Linked DNA regions of Homo sapiens: region 1 is linked to region 2. A link is an interaction called in ENCODE POLR2A ChIA-PET data of the cell type or tissue named here. Cell type or tissue: OCI-LY7. All regions are shown on one strand. Links, peaks and the distances in the headings refer to the core of each region. The heading gives the core; the rest is flanking DNA.

Evidence for each region. Peaks named below come from ENCODE experiments on the same cell type or tissue, not always from the same donor. Only the 100,000 strongest peaks of a DNase experiment are listed, where the experiment ranks them.
Region 1: POLR2A ChIA-PET joins it to region 2 with 5 read pairs; 3 of 35 experiments call an interaction of 5 or more read pairs at or near these places.

What each region holds. Positions count from the first base shown.
Region 1 is chr6:163,716,216-163,720,611 of GRCh38, reverse strand. It overlaps LOC105378104 (a long non-coding RNA gene), which reads left to right and starts at 3,670. Exons shown (of 2, transcript XR_943216.3): 1 at 3,670-3,965. In OCI-LY7, for the core only: no CTCF peak of the experiment used is centred there; DNase peaks (open chromatin) are centred at 2,096 and 3,751; H3K4me3 peaks cover 646 bases.
Region 2 is chr6:163,658,997-163,663,392 of GRCh38, reverse strand. No RefSeq gene overlaps it. Among named protein-coding and RNA genes, the nearest start is that of QKI, 250 kb to the right of the region's middle. RefSeq lists an enhancer at 1,809-1,948. In OCI-LY7, for the core only: no CTCF peak of the experiment used is centred there; a DNase peak (open chromatin) is centred at 2,042.

The sequences.
Region 1 (4,396 bases), core at 217-4,216, 57 kb before region 2:
CCTCACAGAGTGTTGTGAGGATTAAATGAATTCGTGTACATAAACACTCTAAAAATGCTAACACATAAAAACTATACAAATATTTGCGAAAATTCTCTATTGCATTCATTCTAACATGCATTTTTTTTTCACATTTTCACATCTTTAATTGAGAGTGTTTCATATTTTAACCGGCACCAGTGTCTCTTTCCTAATGGTCCACAAAATCACAAGGCATCTTACTTAGATCCAATGAGATAACATATTAGTATTCTTATTATTTTAGAGGCTAGTGAGTAAAGAAAAGAGGGCTTGAGAAAAAAGTACTGCATTCCCACCTATGGTACAAACAAAGGTTTTGCAATAGTTTGAGTAGAGGAACGTGAGGGAGAACAGTCATTGCTCGAAACACAGCAGTAACACATGCCAAACTCAGCATTAGTCCGTATTTATTTTGGGCGCAGATGTATTATTTGGATTCTCTCTTTGTACACACCAAGTGGTGACGGTTCATTAGTAGTGAATACAGCAGTCAATATTCAAGGAAGGACTTTTGGTAAGTGCTTTTAAAAAAACCATTCAGTATTATACCTTAGAGTGCACTAGTAAATTAATTCACATGTCAAAATAATAATTGGCAGTTACAAACAAATTCATTAGGTCTTTTTCTCAGCAAGACATCAGTCATCACAATCAATTAATACTAATCTGAATATTATTTGTTGTTATAATTTTCTCCACATTAAATTTGGAAATTTGTTTTAGTGATTTAGTTACATGTATAAGAACTAACTATAAAGTTTTTTTCCCAGTTTTCTATTTGTACACATTAATGTAACGGAATAATAAACATAATTAAATCAAAAAAGGATGTCCTTTAAAGGGGGTGCATACATTATTAAACTTTGAGAAACACCGGCTCAAACTACACAAACATGCAGTGGTCTTAGTCTTCCCGACGACACTCCTAAAATATTCTCTGTAAGACAGGAAATCTTCCCAAATGTGCAAACCAGGGAGAACCCGCTGTTGGACAGTCAGCCTGCAAGCTGAGGCTGGAGAGGCCTGTCTGAATCCTCCACTCTCAGTCTCCAGCCTCACCAAAGGCTAGGCTTCCCCTCTTCACAGCTGCTCCTGCGGCTTCCTTGCCAGAGCCAACCTTTCCAGCCAAGGAAGGTGGCTGGACTAGCGGGAACGAGAGAACAAGCTTGACAGGAGGTCCTGGGAAACCCAAGGAGGGAATGAGCCTTTTCACACATGCCTCCCCTGAGCGGTGGAGGCCCAGTGTGGGAACACAGCCTCCATCTGCTACTGTTGCTGCCCGGGAACCACAGTCATCGTGGGCTTGTGAACGAACAAGCTCCTGTCGGGGCTGCCTGTGCTGCCAGGGCCCGATCGTCGCAGCCACCGAACATCTGGGCCCCAGACCCACAGCATCTGTGTTGCTTTCTCACTGACACCAGCATCTCCCTTGACCAAACCACGCCACACACAAACCAGATTCCACTTACGAACGCTGTGCTTGGCTGCTTTTATAACTAAGAGCAAGAAAACACTTGTTCTTTCTGCATCTTGATTGGCATTTGGACCTCGACTGAATTATTTAATGAATTAATTAATGATTTGGAAACCCTGATTAGCAGCAGAGTCATGCTGGCTTCTTGGGGAAAATATATTATTCAAGGTGAAGAACTGAAAAATCATTCACATTTGATTATCTGGCTCCATGAACCAACACATAAGCTAAAAACAAACACACACAAACACCACCACCCCTAGACAAAGAGATTTTGGGAATTGTCTCATCTTTTCCAAAACTTACAAATATGTTGATGTTACGGTGCTGGACTTGACCTTAGAGTCTTCTGGTTCTATCCCCTAGTTTTACAGATGAAGGAACTGAAACCCAGGGTGAAAGAATAACTTTTCCAATGCAACATAGTTAACAAGCAGCAAAACTAGGCTAAAACCAGCTCTCCTGACTGCAGACCAGGGATCTTTCCTAACTTAAAGAAAATATAACAGACCATTTCTTCTAGTTCCCCTCTCACCATCCAGCGGCTCTCAAGCATGGCACCTGCATATGATAAATAAGCCACCACATGTAGCCCCAGATTTGGGTCATTCGACTCAACTGAGCAAACCCACTGTTTGGCAGCATCAGTCAGATGGAGCTGAACTGAGTAGCCAGGGGCCCAGGAAACAAGGGCACAACTCGAGGCACTGGTCAGGCCCCTCGACAAAGAACAATAGTGGGCTTGTTGCAACATGACTTGTGAAGATGCAGGGATGGGGTCAGTTGCCATGGTCTGAATTATGTCCCCTGAAAGTCATCTAGAAGACTCCACCCGTAGCACCCATGAATGTGACCTTACTTGAAAACAGGGTCTTTGCAGATACAACCCCATTAAGATGAGATGACTAGGGTGGGCCGTAATCTAATATGATTGGCGTCCTTCTACAAAGAGGAAGACAGACATGGGGACAGATGTACTCAGAGGGGAGACGTGAAGACACACAGGGAAAAGCCGGGTGAGGACAGGGGCAGAGACGGAATGATGCACCCACAAGCTGAGAAGCTCCAAGCTGGAAACCACCAGAAGCTGGAAGAGACAATGAAGGATCCTCCTGACAGGTTTCAGAGGGAGCACTGCCCCACCCACAACTTGAGCTTGGACTTCTGGCCTCCACAGCTTCTGTTGTTTTAAGCCACTCATTTTTTGGTACTTTGTTATGGCAACTCTAGGAAATGAATACAGGTGGTCAACAGTTTTACTAAAACAGTACAAGGCTCACTTGTTGAGTGGTGATTTTAGACTTTTAAACTCTTGAAGGGCACCACCAAAAATTTCTGGAATCTGAAAGTATCCTGCAAACATGAAATAAGAGAGAACAGCTACCCAGACGCTCTCATTTCCCCTGCACGCCTACATTCCTTCTAATCACTATTTACACCCTCTCCAGATCCCACCCCTGCTTCTCTGCCTCCACCGCAAAACAGAAGCCTCTCCCAGCCATCACCCACAGGAGGCAGGGCTGAAGGCAGGGGATGGTAATGCTGACTGTGACCTGGCCCCATGGCCTCTTCATGTTACAACCACACACAGGCCTCTCAGTCAGATATTCATTCAGCAAGTAAGTACTGAGCACCTACCACGTGGTGGACATGGCTCCAGCCTGGGGACACTGTGGGGGGCAACAGACCAGACGGCTGTCCCAGGGAGCGTCCATCAGAGATTAAACAGATAGATGACTGATTGACAGATGCGCAGATAGGTGACAGATGGTATAACAGACAGATGATAGGTGACAGAGAAAAATGACAGATGACATGTGACAGATGATTGACAGATAAATGATAGACATGTACAGAGATGATAAATAGATGATACATAGACAACAGATGATTGACAGATAAATGATAGGCAAAAAAAGAAGATTTCAGGTAGTAATCAATGTCAGACAGAAAGAATAGAGTGAGGTGATGGTGGCCAATCACGGGGTTATTTCGTGGTGTCTGGTCAGGGCAGTCACAGAGGAGGGGACCCTCTACCTGGCCTCCGGATGAAACACCAGTTCCTGCATCCTGACAGAGGGTGTGACCAGAACCAGGACCCTCAGGAGTGAGAGCATATCTGGTGACAGAGACACCCCCAGCAGGTCCCAGCCCGCCCACTTCCATCACAGGGTTGTCTGCACTGCCTCTTGGAAGCCAGACGTGGCCACGTGACTCACTCTAAGCAATGAACCCTAATGGTGCCCACTTCCCCTTCCGCCTTCTGCCAAGGGCCCAAGGCCCAGGTGCAGCCAAAGCCTGGGCAGCCCCAGCAGGGCCTGTCATGGGCACAGCCTCTGGACCGCCCACACTGCACCTGGAGTTAGGAGACCTGTGCTCTGGTCCCAGCAAAAATACATTTTTGTTTTAAACTGTGAAGGTTTGGAGGTTATTTGTCAGCACAGCACAGCCTGACCCTCCATCTCCAAAGGTAGGTTTGGGGCAGGAGGGTGGGGAGCCTGGACGGGGCTGCCCAGGGCTAGGGTGTGGGGGCAGGGGCTAAGGGAAGGGGCTTCTCTTAAGTCTATGTGAAGCCAGTGGGAGGTTTCCACAGGGAACTGGTCCACAATGGAGAGGAGGCAACAAGCAGGAGGGCAGGCCTCACACAGCAGGGGTCTAAGAGCAGGACCCCCAGGACCATGACCTCTAGGATGCACCATTCACCAGCTCTGTGACCTGGAGCAGGTCACTTCTGTGCCAGGTTTCATTCACCCTTTTTTTTTTTTTTTGAGACGGAGTCTCTCTGTGTCGCCCAGCCTGGAGTGCAATGGCGCAATCTCAGCTCACTGCAACCTCTACCTCCCGAGCTCAAGTGATCTTCCTGTCTCAGCCTCCCAAGTAGCTGGGATTACAGGTGTGCAC
Region 2 (4,396 bases), core at 303-4,302:
CTCGGCCCAACCAGAGGAGAGGGCTCATTCCCATGAACTTATAGAAGCCATATAGGTCAAGGAAGGAGGCTCTTCAGTTTAGCCTTTATCGGAACAGCTTCTGTGAGCTAGGCACTCTGCTTAGGGCTTTCTGGGAAGGACTAATCGAATCCTCGTTGTAGGTACTATTATTAGCTACCATTCTCAGTTGGGGAAACTGAGGCACTAAGACGACAATGGACATACCCAAGGTCACCACTGATAAGCAGCCATTCGGGTGCTGAAACCCCAGTGCACTGGCCCTAGCGCTGGGCTCTGCACCACCTCCCGGGCCACCCTCCTGTTCCTTTTCCATTGGACACTCAGCCCCACGTGGCCTTGAGTCAGCTTTGGAGTTTGTCATTCTATATGCCCATGTCACCCCTGCAACCAGAGGGCAGGGACCATGGCTCAGTGTCTAGGAATGAAGCCGGCGGGGGTCCAGAAGGGCCTGAGGACTCTGGGTCCTGCCGTGAAGCACGGGGAGGAATCTGGGCAAGCCCTTTCTCTGTTTTGCTTCAAATCCACAGACTAACCAATATTTCTGTTTAGAGGTCCCTTGAATATGTTACTCCCGAGCCCAGGAGTAAAGAGGGAAATGGCTCAGTGGCCTGGGCTCTGTCACTGAATCTACATCTCTGTGTCAGGGGACCGCACACACTGCGGCTGGACGCTGGGTTTCTGTCCTTGTCACACGCGTTCCCTCCCAGGGCCATAGGCTTTCCACGGGAGCAGAGGAGGGAGTTGCTAGGGCTGGGAGACACTGGTCTTAGAGGAAAACCAGTCTACACAAGAATAAAAGACAGCCAGGCTCGTTCTAAAGCCCACCGCTCAGGACTGAAGTTGGAAGTCAACAAATAAAACTGCCGTGTCCCCGGTCCCCAGAGGCTGCAGTGGAGGACGGCTGGGTTATTTTGTGCTAAGAACTGATCCCCTAGCAGAACTGAACAAGGCTGCACGGTGATGGAAGGGAATCCCAGTTAATGCTGGGGATTTCAAACACATCAGGAACAGGAGGCGGAAGGACAGCCGGGAAGTCCACAAAGACCAGATGCGCGTCCTTCCTCAGCGGGAGAGGTTACAGGAGTTTCCTTCTCCAACTGATTCTACAAATTCCATCAGGCAGCAGCCTCCACTTACCAAATTGATCCCATCAGAAATGTAGGAGGAAATACTGATTGTGAATCAAAAATCATCCCCCTGTCAGGCCTAACTTCTACTTTTACCTCTACTTGACATTTGCTTCATGATTTAATTTACCTTTTCCTATTCACCCTTCCTTCTCTTGTTTACCTGGCTCCCAATTGAATTGAGCAGCTGAATTTTCATTATGCAAGTCAGAGGTCTGAGGAAAGTGTCTGAGCTTTGAATTCCTGCCAGTAATCCCATATCTGTTCTAGTTCATTCACCATAAAATCATGAATCCTCCTGACCCGCACTGACCTGCTCCAGTTAAAACAGGCATTAACAATGGGGGAGCAATTCATAGATAGGGAAGGGGACTAATTTTTCTGCTAAGCTTCACTCACCCTCAAGGACAAAAACAGTTCTGCAACAGCTTCTCTCTGCCTGTGTCCATTTGGAAACAAAGCAGATCCCAGGCAAAACCATGAGGTTGGCCCTAATCACCTGCCTAAGATCCAGCTTCCTCTTAATCATCTTAGGTGCCCCCCTTGCTCTAGCCCAGAGAGAAAGCACAGGCTGGCCCAGGGGGAGCTGAACCCCCATAATCCACAGCAACTCCTCCAGAACTCCCTGCAGTGACTACTGCACACCATGCCACTCTGAGACACAGTCACAAGACAAGTGCCCTAGTGTCTTCCTACCCATAACCCCTCCTACACAGAAGTTCAGGAGCTGCCAGTGGGATGATGCAGCCTCCCCTTCAGGGGCCCACTGCCCTGCCTTCCAAGCCCTTCCCATCACTGGGGCAATGAACCTGGCCTCACCACACTGTGTCCTGCTGAGATGTGTTGTCTGCTCATTGCTCCTTTCAGAAAAGCCTGCGAGAGAGAGGAAATGAAACAGAGATGGAAGGAAATGCAACCCTGGTAAGTGAGCTTTCTCCTCTGCAGCCTGCAGTCTCTGCTGGCTAAGAGTCTGGGCATTGGCAGCTTTGCAGGGTTGAAAAATGCCAAATGGTTCTGTGACCCAAGATGAAGCAGTGATAGCAGGGTGGCTCTAAAGAGGGAGAGCCTCAGCAAAGAAAAGCCTGACCCCAATCCTGTCTCAGTTACCTCTCCTGAAGAGTTCTTGGGTAGATCAGGGAAGCCAGCCCAGCAGGCAAAAATCAGAATACAAGTGTTGCCTTCCACCCAAGCCCATTTTTTCAGACACCCTCAAGGGGCCACTATTATATTGAGAGAAAGAGAAGATGGGAAGAACACAGAAGCCTGGGGCAAAAAATACACGAGAGATCAAGCTCAAAAACTGTCCAGATAAGACTCCTGGCTGTTTCCTACACATGGAACTGGCTAGAGAAAATAGACTGAAAGATGTGTATGTTTTGGAGTAGATTGCATTGCCAAAGAAATACAAATTGATCTGTAAAAGCCTGTGACTCTCTAACCAGTTAGAAACTCTTGATTCTCCAAACCTGCAGGAAATGGACTACAAAAGCCATTAGTCCCAAAGAAGGGCATGGTCTCCAGGGCACATGCTCCATATGGCCATAGAGGATCATGGGCAAGGAAGCATCTCTTAGAGTGCAGAGTCTCATTGCAAAGAGCCCAGCCCACTGCACCTCCATAGAGCAGGTGTAGCCAGGAGGGCTCACCAACACGTATTCTCCAGTAGGATTTGAGCATCACAATGGACAGTAATTCCTGTGGGTTTCTCCATTCTCCTTTTCAGTGGGAGTTTTGCTGAGGTTATCTGCTCATGTATCCTGGTTCCACAGGGCATTGAGTGAAGGTGGGCCGGCAGGCAGGAACCTTATTAAGTGGGATGCAGTCCGTGAATTTGATTTTCAAGTTCTCTTTCTTAGGAAGGTGTGAATGTGTTTGAGAGTGGGGGAAGAAAGTACATGGATATTTGGGTTACCAAAAGTGAGAATTGTGACAGAGACACTCAGTGATCACTTGATATCTATTCTCCCCCTTCTTCTACAGTAATAGAACCCACGATTTTTAGATGGGAACATGAGATTCAAGAATAAAGACCACACATCCCAGCTCCCCCGTAGTTAGAAGCGGTGAGGTGACTAAGCTCTGACCAAGAGCATGTAAACAAAAATAATGTGTGCAGCATCTAAGTTGTGTCCTCCCATTAACCAAGAGCAAGAATATGGACATGGTAGTGGAACACCCTGAACTTCACCAAAGAGACCAGCACCTTAGGGACGGGAGAGCTACAGGGTAGAGGCACTTGGGTCCCTGATACCTCAAAGCCATGACATCAGCCCTGACCACTCATGCCTGGCCTGTTATGTAGAGAGAAGGAACTTGTGCGTGCCACTATGTCTCAACTTTAGCAGCCAAACCTATCCTATCTAATAGAACATTGAAATCTAAACACTGAGTAAATCTCCTAAAAGGTAGAGGAGGGAAGGAAGGAAGGAAGAGAGAAAGAGATAGGAAGATTAAAATAAATAAAGTAGAGGACAGGTTACAAGATCCAATGTCCAAATAATAATAGTTCCAGAAGACAGAGCAGAGAAAATGGAGAAGAAATCATCCAAAAAAAATTCAATAGAGGTTTTTCAAAAAATGAAGAACACATGTTTACAAATTGGAAAGAACCATTGAATGTCCAGCACTATGGTGAAAATAGATTCAGGAAGAAAATAAACAAAAAAATAGATATGGTACAAAGCATCAAAAGATCAAAATGCCATCCAACTTCTCACCAGCAATATTGTAAACTGGAGCAAATCCCTCACAGTGTTAATGGGAAATTATTTCCAACCTAGAATACAGTAACAGCCAAAGCATTAATCAAGTATGAGGATAGAATAAAGATATTTTCAGACAAGTAAGTTCTCCAAAGATGTACCTCCTACTACATCTTTTCATAAAGTTATAGGAGGATGTGTTCCATAAAATAAGGATTAAAGTACAAAAAAAGGGGAGAGGGAAGACATAAACTAGGGTCTGGGAAACCAGAGAGCTGAAACAAGAACGAGCCAAGGGTAGTTCCCAAAAGGCAACAAATGGTTCAAAAATGGTAGCTTTGTGGCTGGACGGGTGGGCATCAGTGCAGTTAGCAGCAGGTCAGAGTGCTCCACAGATGGGCTCAAGATGAAGCTGATAAACTTTCTCATGTGTCTGAGGATTGCTTCAATTTTTGTAGGTACATAGTAGATGTGTTTGTTTATGGGGTGCATGAGATGTTTGGTTACAGGCATACAATGTGAAATAAGCACATCATGAAGAATGAG